2 separate regions of the Homo sapiens genome follow, and region 2 is linked to region 1. Evidence: read pairs that join two places in POLR2A ChIA-PET (ENCODE). Cell type or tissue: GM12878. All regions are shown on one strand. Links, peaks and the distances in the headings refer to the core of each region. The heading gives the core; the rest is flanking DNA.

What was found. ChIA-PET counts read pairs that join two places held together with the same protein. Peaks named below come from ENCODE experiments on the same cell type or tissue, not always from the same donor. Only the 100,000 strongest peaks of a DNase experiment are listed, where the experiment ranks them.
Region 2: POLR2A ChIA-PET joins it to region 1 with 5 read pairs; 1 of 35 experiments calls an interaction of 5 or more read pairs at or near these places.

The regions. Positions count from the first base shown.
Region 1 is chr13:77,424,860-77,433,525 of GRCh38, forward strand. It overlaps LOC124903186 (a long non-coding RNA gene), which reads left to right and starts at 2,737. Exons shown (of 4, transcript XR_007063828.1): 1 at 2,737-2,829. RefSeq lists an enhancer at 4,744-4,953. In GM12878, for the core only: no CTCF peak of the experiment used is centred there; DNase peaks (open chromatin) are centred at 4,662, 5,002 and 5,712; H3K4me3 peaks cover 1,403 bases; H3K27ac peaks cover 3,464 bases.
Region 2 is chr13:78,192,060-78,197,059 of GRCh38, forward strand. All of the region lies in intron 2 of OBI1-AS1 (OBI1 antisense RNA 1), which reads left to right. Among named protein-coding and RNA genes, the nearest start is that of OBI1-AS1, 140 kb to the left of the region's middle. In GM12878, for the core only: no CTCF peak of the experiment used is centred there; DNase peaks (open chromatin) are centred at 2,062 and 2,885.

The DNA.
Region 1 (8,666 bases), core at 1,587-6,586:
TCCTATATCTATTTGTCCATTGATGGATACTTAGGTTGATTCCATATCTTTGCTATTGTAAACAGAGCTGTGATAAGCATGCGAGTGGAGGTATCCCTTTGGTATACTGATTTCTTTTCCTTTGGATAAATATCCAATGGTGGGGTTGCTGGATTATATAATAGTTCTGTTTTTTGTTTTTTTGAGTAATTGCCATACTGTTTTCCATAATGGCTATACTAATTTACTAATATTTAATGATATCTCACTGTGGTTTTGATTTGCATTTCCCTGATTATTAGGGATGTTGAGTATTTCTCATATACCTGTTGACCATTAAATTATGTTTTAATATGATATCTCTGTAAAGGTTAAGTACTTTTTAGGACATGGACCTGGAATGATTGCCAGAATTCATCGTTTGAATGGAATTAATTTTCAAATTTAGCAGGCATATACTTTCCATTTCTCCATCCTACTAAATAAATTAAAAGTTAATTTACCAGGGTGGTGGGCTTGACAGGAACAGGGAACAAGTTTTACTTTCATTTTCTGGGACCACTCCTGAGCTTGATATGCCTTTTAAACACTGACCCTCTGCCTGCCTATCTGCTTTTACTTATACTCACCTTGGAGCAGGTTCTCTTCTCTACTTCCTTTTCTGGGCAGTCTCCAGGGCGGCTTTAGCCTCTTCACTTGCTTCTGTTACAGCATGACTAACCCAGAGCTTGCCCAAAATGTGGTAGTCTGATGAATGGTCCTCCAAAGATGTCCATGGTCCTAATCACTGGGATCTGTGAGTATATTACTTTTTATGGTAAAAGGGATTAGCAGCTATGGTTAAGTTAAGGGTTTAGAGATGAGGAGATTATCCAGATAGGCTTAACGTCATCACAAGGTTCTTTATAAGCAGAAGTCAGGAGGATCAAAGTCAAAAAAAGAAGATGTGATGACAAAACCAGAGGTTGGAGGGATGTCCTTTGAAGATGGGAAAGGGGCCAGGAGCTACGGAATGTAGGCAGCTTCTACCAACTGGAAAAGCGAAGGAAACAGATTCTTCCCTGAGCCTCTGGGAGGCAGCAGTCCCGATAAGACCTGGATTTTAGACTTCTGACCTCCACAACTGTAGGAGAGTAATTTGTGTTATTTCAAGTTACTCTATTTATGGTAACTTGTTATAGCAGCAGTAGGGAACTCATCCAATTACCATATATATAAAAGCTCTTTCAAGATCATAATACCATGTTAGGTATTATTCGTAGTAGAATATCATAATACTTACAAGTCCTTTTCCTTAATATTGTATTTAAAAATTAAATGTATTTTTAAAAAATGTATTTCAAAGCTTGCTTAAAAATATTCTTGTAGACAAATATTGTACTATTTCTGTATTTTAAAATTAATTTGTTCAGTTTATACTTATTAAACATCTATTATGTGCAAAAGAGTATGTTGCAGAGGACACAGAAATGTTTAGGACATGGACTTTAATTCCAAGGATCTCATAAGGTTGACCTCTAGAAGCTATACTATTGCATAAATAACTGTTGCCTGGGTTGGCATACTGTATTAGCTAGCTACGGCTGCATAATAAAGTACCACAGACTGGGGGGCTCAGACAACAGTAATTTATTTTCCCACAATTCTGGAAGCTAGAAGTCCAAGATCAAGGTGTTGTGAAAGGAAAATAAATCTTAGGACCCCCCAAAATCACCAAGCCAAGGGAAAAGTCAAGCTGGGAACTACCTCAGGCAAACCTGCCTCCTATTTTATTCCTAGATAAGATAGCTAAAAAGGTAAAAGAGCTCCATACTTCCCTCACAATTTTCCTATAAGGAATTCTTCATGGGGCTCAAGATTTTTGCCCTAACGCAGTTCTGCTGAATTTCACCCTGGCAATGTAAACGGATAGCTTATCTCCACCGATGCAGGACATAAAGTCACCCCTCTGCTTACCTGAAACAAATGCACATCTATCTGATTTCTTCCTCTACCCTATTGTTTATGTAAAAATGCAGAATCACTGAGCCAGACTAAATTGTGTATTCAGTGGAAGGCTGACCAAGGACTCAAAAGAATGCAACTTCTTCTCTCTTATCTACCTATGACCTGGAAATCTCTGCTTCAAGTTGTTGCACCTTATGGGACCGAACCAATTTACATCTTACACATATTGATTGATGTCTCTTGTCTCTCTAAAATGTGTAAAAGCAAGCTGTACCCTGACCACCTTAGCACATTGTCAGGACCTCCTGAGGTTGTGTCACATGCGTGTCCTTAACCGTGACAAAATAAACTTGATAAATTGGTTGAGACCTGTCTCAGATATTTTGGGTTCACAGGATTGATTTCTTCTAAGCTCTGTCTCTCCTTTGCTTATAATGTGTTTCCTCCTTTGTTTTTACTTGGTCTTCCCTTTGTGCCTGTGTCCTACTTTTTTTTTTTTTTTGAGATGAAGTCTTGCTCTTTTCCCCCAGGCTGGAGTGCAATGGCGCAATCTCAGCTCACTGCAACCTTCACCTCCTGGGTTCAAGCGATTCTCCTGCCTCAGGCTCCTGAGTAGCTGGGATTACAACCATGTGCCACCATGCCCAGCTAATTTTTGTGTTTTTAGTAGAGATGGGGTTTCACCATGTTGGCCAGGCTGGTCTTGAACTCCTGACCTCAGGTGATCTGCCCGCCTCGGCCTCCCAAAGTGCTGGATTACAGGCTTGAGCCACTGTGCCCGGCCCTATTCTCCTCTTCTTATAAGGATACCAGCCATATTGGGTTACAACCCACCCTCATGACCTCATTCAAACTTAATTACCTCCATGAGGATCGCATCTCCAAATACAATCACATTCCAAGGTAAGGGGGTTGAGATTTCAATATAAAAATTGGGGGAGAACACAGTTCAGCCCATAACACATGCTAAGTGTGTGCTTTGGGAAAATTCAGAGAAGAGTGAGCTACTCTAGATATTGCTAATAGTAGAATTCACTCACAAATCAACTGATTAACAATGACATACTTGCCATGTGTGGTTACTGATAATCCAAGAATGAGCTATCCTTCCCAGAATGTACGGTGACAAATGGAGGAATCCTGATGAAGACATATAGAAACAGTAAATAAAATGATGGAACACATTTATGTCTTCATGAAAAGCACTTAGAACCAAGTACAGAAATTCTTTGGTGCAGTTGTTCAATTCCATTCTCAGGTGACAAACAAAGCCAACAGCTATGAGCCTTCTGATGATTCTGCCCTTTTGAAGTAACTAAGTTTGCACAATGACATTTACTATACTTTTAGGAACTGGCATGCCTAGGCTTAATGCATCTTTGTTGAGACAAAAAAAAAAGTTATGGTTTCTATAAGAGAATCTGTTCCAGGAGAAAGAGAATGACATATTGGATATGTTAGATAAGCAAAATATGCTAAGTTCCTTGGGGTCCTAATTAACATATTCCAGAGAAAAGTCCCACCCTAAAGTTTAGGTTCAATTATCAGAGGTCAAAATGTAATTCTGTTAGGAAAGCAGACAATGTTCACAGCAATCCTTTCATGTCCTTATGAACAAAAATGAAAATGTTCAAGTTGGTGGGAACTCATAGGAGTTAGTAATTTAATCAACATACTTTGGCCCATCATTGGGCCAAATTCTAGTGCTCTAATGCTGTAGATGGAAATATGTGGACAAAGGACTGAGCAAGATAAGATGGTCATTTAAGATAACTCATTCATTATAAGAAAATATAAAAGTAACAAAACACCATGTAAGAGAGTTTGAAGAAAAGATGAATATGATCTTTGATTTTCTAGGCACAGAAAAATAATGAAGAAATTCCAGTTTTAGGTTATTCTTTTTTTGTGCAAGTATCTGCTAATTACATATCTTATGCATTTCTCATTATCTATCATTTCAGACAAATTGTGCCTATAGACAATTTCAAAATAAATGTTTTCATACAAAGAAATAAAATGGGAGAATGGGAGCATGCCTAGTAATGACAGTTAAAATTCTGTCTTTTCCAAAATAGTACTGTTTCCATTGTAGAGTAACTGAATTCAATTATCTAAACTGTGTGTTTTTGTTAGCAACATGTGAATTTATTTAATGGTAGTGTGCAATTTTTAGTAGGAGTTACTGGAATTTTTCTAAGAACGTTGATTCACCTCAGATCACATTGTTTTTCAGATACAGTCTGTTGGATTTTAACAAAAACCCCATAGCTAATCACAGGTGAAAATAATGATACCATGTAACTATTTTCATTGATGGTGTTGGTTTTTGTCTTAGATCTAGCACAACAATGTGTTTCTTAGCAAACACTCCCTGTATTCAAGCAGACATTGTCACACACTTAGAGGAAGAGATGAAAAAGGCTGTATAGGACCATCCATAAAGTACAGAGGGGATACTTGCAGACCAGTAACCAACTTCTACGTTAGTTAAATTGAAAGCAATTTATATCATAACTTGAGTGAGTGAGGTTGGAAAAAATGTTCTTGACAATGAAGATGCTTAAACTTAAATAGGGGAGATTTTACAGAGAGAGGATGAGTAACCCAGAGTCTCAAGGCCCAGATATATTTAGCAGATAGGGCCAATTTTGTGATTCTGTGCCAGAGAGATGGGGAGGCTTTCTAAAGCGGATCTTAAGTGAAGTCAAGAGATGTAGAAAAAAGGGAAGAGAAACCTGAAGGGCAGTTTCTTATCACTTTAGTTGTATTAGTCCTTCTTCATGCTGCTGGTAAAGACATACCCGAGACTGGGCAATGTACAAAAGAAACAGGTTTAATGGACTCACAGTTCTACTTGGCTGGGGAGGCCTCACAAACATGGCAGGAGGTGAAAGACCTGTCTCACATGGCGGTACACAAGAAAAGAGAGCTTGTGCAGGGAAACTCCCCTTTATAAAACCATCATATCTCATAAGACGTAGTCACCATCATGAGAATAGCATGGGAAAGACCTGCCCCCATGATTCAATTACCTCCCACTGGGTCCCTCCCACAACACGGAACTGTGGGAGCTACAGTTCAAAATGAGATTTGGGTGGTGGCACAGCCAAACCACATCGTTACTCATATGTCTCAGTAATCACATAAAGGCACCCAGCAAATATTTGTGGATCTTCCCTGCTCTGTGCAAAGCCAACAGAAGAGCATATAAAACAAAAACAACACTAACCTTGTGTGTTTACCTAATTGCAGAGGAGCTTCAAGGAAAGCTACTCAATTTGCTTTTTTTAGATTACAGTACAGGGGTTAGCAAACCGCAGCCTGTGGGCCAAATCTGGTCGGATGCCTATTTTTGTATGGCCTATGAGCTAAGAATTGTTTTTATAGTTGAACATGTCCAATTTATTTGATGATAGGGCAAACTAATTTGGAACCCCAATTAAACTAAATGCTATCACCCCCAAAAGAATTCCATTCTTCTCATTAGTAGACCTGTGTTACAAAATATTATACTCTATTATTAATATTTAATTAAAATACTTTCAATAAAATTTTAATGGCAGTTTATTTTCTCTGTTATGTAAGTACCTACTATATATATATAGTAGGTATAGGCTTGGCCTATAAAGCCTAAAGTATATTCTATCTGAGACTTTGCGGTAAATGTTTGCTGACCCCTGTTCTAGTGAACTAACTAGATAGGAGATGCTCTGTGTAATTTCAGCAGTTTATGATATCTCAGATCCTCTTTCACTAATCTGAAAATGATTGGTAACATTTCTCACCCCATACCATTTAAGTACAAGATGTCCTTGACTCTTCATCAACTGCTACATTAATAATGAACATAACCCTGGGAAATTTGGGGATTTCATATGGTGCGAAGAGAGGTCACTTTGAGGTATTCAGCTGGTGGATGGCTTCTCTTACATGTCCCCTTGGCAGGGATCACTAGAAGTCTGGCTCAGCTGGGGCTATTCACCATGGTGGCTACATAATGGCTTCTCCAGTATGGTGATTTCAGGTTAGTTGAATTTTTACATTATAGCTCAAGACTAGCAAACATAGTGTTTGAAGAAGCTTGAGTGGAAGCTTCAAGACTTATGACCAAGATTAGAAGTCCTGGAATGTCACTTCTACCATTTTCTACTGCTCAAGAAAGTCACTAAGACCAGCCCAAATCCAAGGAGAGAGGAATTAGATTTCAACTCTCAACAGGAGAAGTACCATACTAAAGACTATATGACCATCTTTGGTAAGGTATAATCTATGATGTCTTCTATTCTTGGTTTTCAAACTTTTTATAGGCTATGTATATGTTAGATCTTTTCATTCTAGCCTATATGTTTACACTTTTTACAGTGGCTTTTTTTCATTTTTTTTCTCCCCATGCTTTAGTGGATATATTCTATAAAACTTCCTTCTGATTTCTAATTTTTTCTTTTGCTATGTCTAAATTGGAGTTAACCCCATCTATTGGATTTTAATTTTTTTGTTATTGTAGTGCCTATTTACAGACTTTTTACTTAGATGTAATTTTTTTTGTAGATGCTAGTTCTCTAGTGAAATTTTCCATCTTGTCATTTATTTTCTTAGATATATTTACAATGATTTCCAAGACCACAAGTAATAACTGTAATATCTGGATCACCTATAGGACTGCTTCCATTGTCTGTTTTCTCTATTATATGCCAGATATTTTGTCTTTTCCAGGCATACCTTGTAGTTTTTAAATTGAGTGCCAGACATTGTGTTTGAAAAATTGTATAAATAATTTGAGGCTTTCATAGATGTTACCTTCCTCCAGGGAGGATTTTCCCCCCTTTCTAATTAGCAATTAGATTAAGAGAAGTTCACCACAGTTCAACCTGAGGTTGAGTTGACTCAGAGATGGTTTCAGTACTTGGTAAAATTAAGTCTAATTGTAGTTCACATTTATTCTCAGACTATAGTCTTTCTGAAGTCTTGACTGGAAGTATAAGAAATTTACTAGTAGTCTTCCTTCTGGGAGGGCCCTGAACTCTAATTTTTCAGTAGTAAGATTGTTGAACACTGTTTAGGATTCCAGCTTTTAGACATTAACTTCTTCTTGGTTTCTTAGTGTCTCAATCCTATGTAGCTGTAGCTTAGAAATCATCAAATGCATCAGACTTCCGCAGATTGTTGAGGTCATGTCAACAAGCTTCTTTTCTCTCTGGGATCACGGCTCCTGAAGTATTGACTGCTTTGGTAGCTTCCTGATTTCTCTAAAGAGATTTTTAACTTTTGTTCAGCTGCCCTAGTCATATTCAAATTGGAATGCAGTAAGCTCTTTTACTATTACTGAAAATGACCAATTTTCTTTTATCACAACAATTAATTTTTCTCCTATGTTCCAAGTTAAACCAAAAAGATAGTTTTTGGTTTAATGATTCTAGACGTTCAGTCATCAGCCTCCCAGACTCATTAATTGGCTTTCTTGGCCATTTTCTATTGCCATTCTTCTGTTGTCTACCCTAGCATTTGTCACTTCATGTTACTTTAAAAAAAATAGTTCCTTTAAAATTCATCTATTATTCTTCAGCTACTAGTCTCTGCTCTTGTTACATTTCCTTTGGATTTGCTTAAATTGTAATTATCTATTGCTGTATAAGTACCTTGAAAATTAGTGGCTTATGATTTGCTATTTCTCTTACAGGTTGACTGGCAGGTCTTCTGCTCCATGCTGTATCAACTGGGGTCACACAAATATAATTAGTTGGTGGCTGGGCTGGGTCTAGAAGATTGAAAAAGACCCCCCTTATACATCTGGTGGCTCAGCTGGGGTGGTTTGAGTGGCTGGAGCACCTCGGTCCTCTTCCAGGTAGATCTCTTCCTTGAGCAGTCTAAGCTGGCTTCCTTCAAACATGACAACTGGTTTCCAAAAGGGTTCTTAAAGTCTCAGCTCAGAACAGGCACAGTGTCTATCACTTCTGCTGCATCCTCTTGGCCAAAATAAGTCATAAGTCCAGATCAGAGCTGAGAAGAGGGGAAATAGATTCTCCTTCTTGAAGAGAAGATTGGCATGCACATCTAAAGATAAGAATAATTGTTGGCTACCTGTGTAGGAGCACATTCCTTTTTTTGGGTACAATTTACTGAGACTACACGGACTTGTTTGGCTTCTGCCCAGAATTTTCCCCTTAGCAACTGCTAAGTTCAGTTGATTTCCACAGTAGGCTCAGGCAAAGCATAAGTGCTCTGTTCAGTATCAACATCAGACAGAGAGAATTTTACTTGGACCTTTTCTAATTACTTGCCACGGTTTAATAATTATCAGTCTGTCTTCTCCCTCAACCCCTCTGAGCCAAATCTGCCTATGCCCTACTCTTATTATCGCTTTTTAAATTATTTGAACCTAACTACTTTCTGGGACCACAACATCTTGTCTTTCTTCTTCAAGACATCTTTGCTTTACATCTTCAGAACATTGTCATCTTCTAGTAGTCTCTTTCCAGTATTTTGGAAAATACTTGCATTGCTTCCAATGGGAGAGTTGTTGTAGGTTCTACTCTTATTGGTTCTAAGGAAATTAATCCCTTTATTTCCAAAATAAAGTGATAGGTCCAAATCGATTTTAAATAGAGTAAAACTTGGGTACACTTGGACCCATAGGCTATAAGGGGCCTGTGTGTATAGAAAGTTTTAGTCATTTTGAGAGTTCCCATTATATATTTTGAAAATAAAAATTTGGTCTTGAATAGAATCAAATTTGGCCA
Region 2 (5,000 bases), core at 1-5,000, 770 kb after region 1:
TTTATGATAGTCCATTTTCATCCATCACAATACATCCGTTTTGTGTGGTGGCTAGATGAATGACAATATCATAAAGGACCACTACTCAAATCTTTTAAGCCTATTAAGGAAATGCTTCTCTGTATTTCCTCGCAGGATTCAGTTTTTCTTCTGATTATCTATTTTGACTAGGAGCAGAAACTTTCATGTCTTTCAGTTGCCTTTTTATTTTTTTTAAATCATAGGGCCCTTATTCCACCGGTCAGGGCAGTCCTTTCCAGTTTTTAAGTCTATGTATCAAAATTGTATACTTAGGAATTCAGGAATTAACCAAAGGATGAGTTTCAGGACTTGTTGTGCCCATTGTTAGCTTAAATCAAAACTTTAAAATTTATCCTCTATAAGCCCCTTTTCTCACCAGAAGATCACAGTGGCATTCCAGGTCCCTTGGTATCACCTCAGACCCTATAACAGTTGATTAAAAATGTAGATATTGTTCTTTCTTAGTATATAGTTATTATGATACATGATGTTAGGTCAGCAATTTGAGGAAGAAGCAGAATATTCAATGTATATACCTACAATGGTGTTGCAAGATACTTATACAAGGGAACCATGTTTTCCCTTTAATCAGTGAGCACTGGATCCGGAAACTTGCTTAAATTTGGAAAATTAACAAAAGACCGTGGTTTTACACACTAGTGGCTGATACCAGAATTCTGCCAGCTAGTTCTCATTTTTTAAAATTATATGGTTTGATAAAACCTCTGGCCACTGTTCACTATTTGCCTCCAGATTCTGCATAATCCCTTAGCTATGCCACAGATTCCTGTGAGTGAAAGCACCCTTAAGGTCATTCTGGCCTTCATGCTCAATATAGTAATATACATACCTTTCCTCTGACTTTTAAGTGCTACTCCATGGTTTCTGCAATTCCAGAATCCCATGATCTCTATTCATATTAGGCTTCATCTTCCACAGTCAACCTGACTTTACAGGGGTTAGCAATCATGATGTTGTTCAAAGAAGTTAATATCTACCTACTTTCTCCTGTACATTTTTTATGGTCTTAGTGGAGGAAGTGTCCTTACTGCTCAGTAAACTTATCAGGCTGTAGATTTTTCAGTTCTTATATAGTCTATTTACATTAACATTTCTACCTTATTGAGCCTTCTACCCTTTGAGCTTTCTATACCTTAGTCTATACCTTTTATCTTCACTTCATTTACAATAAACCATAATAATGTCGAAGCTTCACAGAGTCATTCTAATAAATTACCTGATAGGTTATGAGTGTTCTTTTCAGAACATTGAACTCTGAGTCACAGGTCAATATTTGCATGAAGAAGTTCTCTTCTATCCATCTTTATAGATCTCTATTCTAATCTAGAATTTTCCAGATTACTCTTAAATGTGTTTCTTGGTCCCTGCTATGACATATTAACCAGGCAAATGCAGAAATCGCCCACCTTACTACCAAAGACAGTTTCCGGACTGTCGTAAATAGCTTTGTAGTCTTATTTAGATAGAGAGATAGGTGGGCTTTTGAGGAGGTCAGTGCATCTAGAATTTGCAGAGCAGAATAACCAAAAGAGAGGAAGGAAGAAAAAGAGAGATAAATCTTCAGAAGGGTCTCCCTTCCTCTGTTTGAGTTTAATAGAAACTATAAAGTCAGAGTTCCAAGAAGCTCCACAAACCCCAAGCAGAAGAAACACAGAAAAACACACCAAGGCATATTATGGTCAAATTGCTGAAAACTACTAATAAAGACAAAACATTAAAAGCAGAAAGGAAGAAAAAGACATGCTACATACATACATATTGTACATTAGCTAAGCAGGATATTCCTACACTCCTGTGCCAATATTTCATTCTCTGCCATTTAAATGATGTTGATCAGATTTTCTCCTTGGATCCTCTACACATGACTACACAAAACAACCCAGACTTGTGTGAAATGATTCATCTGTTCTCAGCAATTAGTGAAGCAAAAATATATCCTGTGGTTAAGAAAATGTGTTTGAGCATAGATCAGCCTTTCTTTATGAATGCCTAGGTAGACAACCCAGTTAGCCAGATCATAAGTTGATCATCAGTGTAATTTTCACCCCATAACATCTATGTCACAGGCTATTAAAAGATCAATGCCAGAATTAACAGTCATCCAAATGCTGACCCTAGCACAAGAAGGCAGTAGAATGAAACAGTTTAAAAGTTAGAACTCTGGAATTGGACTTCCTGGGTTAAAATCATGACTATTGTGTATTAATTTTGAGACCCTGGACAAGTTACAAAGCTCCATTTCCCTATACGTAGATAATGTATAATAAAAGAAAATAATCTTATAAGATTTTTAAGAGGATTCATTGAAGAGAAATGCTATTTCGCTTAGCCCTGTGTCTGCATATACTAAACCCTCCACTAAAAGTTGGGTACACAGCTCGGTGTGGTGGCTCATGCCTGTAATCCCAGCACTTTGGGATGAGATTACAGGCATGAGCCAAGATGAGAGGATCGCTTGAACCAGGAGTTCAAGACCAGCCTAGGCAACATGGTGAAACCCATTTCTACAAAAAATACAAAAAATTAGCCAGTTGTGGTGGCGCATACCTGCTACTGGTGAGGCTGAGATGAGAGGATCACCTGAGCCCTGCAGGTCAAGGCTTCAGTGAGCTGTAATGGCTCCACTGGACTCTAGCCTGAGCAACAGAGTGAGACCTAGTCTCAAAAACAAAAAAAAAGTTAGATAAATGGAGAGGAATGACTACTTTAACCATCATTGTTTAACAAAACTTTGTCTCATGATAATCACAACTTTCACAATATGTTTGTGTTTTTTTAATCTAGAAACCAGTATACTTCCTCTACAGCAGCATTTTAGTAGACAAATGAATAGGTAGCATTTTGCCAGACAAATGAACCTAGGCATGTTCCTATTGCTGGCCGGAGTTGGGTGAGGTAGCCACCTCAGGGAGAGTGTTGGTCTGTAATTAGGAGCTAGGAATACGCATGTGGGGCTTACCCTACCAGTTAATCTTTAGAATGAAATTATTCTTGTCTTTCACCAACTCAGCCCCCTGCTGGGGCATCCTTTGTGTTAAATTAAACAAGTTTTCCTGGTCTAATCCTATTTCTGTAATGTGGGTAATAGAAAGTAGTTAATAAGAGAAGCATGCCTAATTAAAATCAGGTGTTGGGGTCTTTTTGCAATGGTGATACAGGGCGGATACAGTTTAAATGATGTTTAAACCCATATACATAAAAATATTTACAATTAGGAAAAAAAGAGAAAAATAAGGAGAGAAATGCATTGCTTTTTGAGTGCAGTGCTACTGCCTCTAGTTAATGCAACATAGTGAATGTCAAATTCTTGGCAAACTCACCAGACAGGAATGATGCTCCTCCTTAATTCTCCTCCTGTGGGTGAGTAAGGGGTAAAGAGGAAGCTGAGTGTTCACTTATACAGAGTTGTTGGGGGAAAACTCCCAGCTATGGGAAAACTGTGGGGTAGTAAGCAGGGTTGCTCCCCAGCCTCACCCCTGCAGTGATCTTGATAATATTGTTAAATGAAGTAAAGCAGCATATGTATAAAGAATAAACAGTTATAATTTCAATTTTTCATATAAAAGTATATCATTTTTGTATGGTGGAATAATCTTTAATTTCCTATTTTTCAAGGTTTCTATACTGAACATGTAATACTTTACTAATCAGAAAATAAACATTTTTATACTGTTGAAAACAAGTTTTCATGATCTTGCTATATTCTGTATCACATGAACGGAAGGTTTTGAACTTTTAAATATATGGATATGAGGTTAATTGAATATATTTAATATCCAACAGTAAGTAATCATATTGTTGAGAAAAAAGAGAGTCTTTCAAGTTCTTGAATAAATTTTAGACTAAATCAATTAAAATTTAGAAATTTAAAAATATGTGAGGTATATTTAATATAACCTCTAAAGTATATTTTTGAAGTATATGGGAAAATTGCATAATACTCAGAAAAATTAATGTATAAGTTCCTCTTTTAAGTTCCATAGAGTTTGACATTTTACTACTAAATATAAGCCTTTTGAAATACTCAATATTGTAGTTATTAGCTACCTTTCTCCAATAGCTAAGTTGCAGTCCTAACGAACAGTGGAATAAATTAAATAGATAATGTTTTAGGATTTTTTTCACCATATTGTGTTCACTTTTCAGTGTTTTGTCTTTTTTTTTAATAGTGTTCTCTGGAGGGAACATTTTTCTGTGAGGTAATTCTACAAACAAATGTGAGAAAACTACAAGCAGAGTCAGAAGTTGATGAAAGTTAATAGGTTAAAAAAATAAGCTCCACTGCTACTCTTTGTTTTTTGGTACTACCGCTACCATTTAATGAATATCTCCACATCTAAGCCTTGTGCAGTTTGCCTTAATGCATCATTTTATTTAATCCTCACACAACCATATGTAGGTATAAATTAGTATTTCCATTTTAAAAGTGAATAATTTGAGTGTGGAAGAGTTTAAGTAACATAAGAATGACTCTGAGTTAGAATACCTTTCTGAATTCTTCTTTGTTTGTTTTGTCTTATTCACATTGTGTTATTGTTAGATGAGTGATTGTGAATAACTGGTACCTTTAAGAGCAACACTCTCCACTGGAAGAAAGATGTCACATGTTCCAAAGACCCATTAAAGATGCTCAAGGGACCAAGAAGAGGGTTCGACTTAGTAAAGCCACTCCAGTACTTCACTCTTGCTTATATCTCTAAATGTGGCTGCCTCTTCTGGCTCATGTGTATAGACTTAGATAAATAATTAGAAAAGTAACTATTATTTTTAGAGGAATTACCACAACCAGGGTCTGTACTAAGCACCTAAAATTAGATGTTTTTATTTAATTTTCACAACTTAAAGACAGGTACAATGATCACATTTTGCAGATGAATACACTGAATCTCAGGGTGACTAAATGTTTTCATCAAAGTCACAAAGGTGATTAATGACACAGCCAGAATTTGAACCTAGGC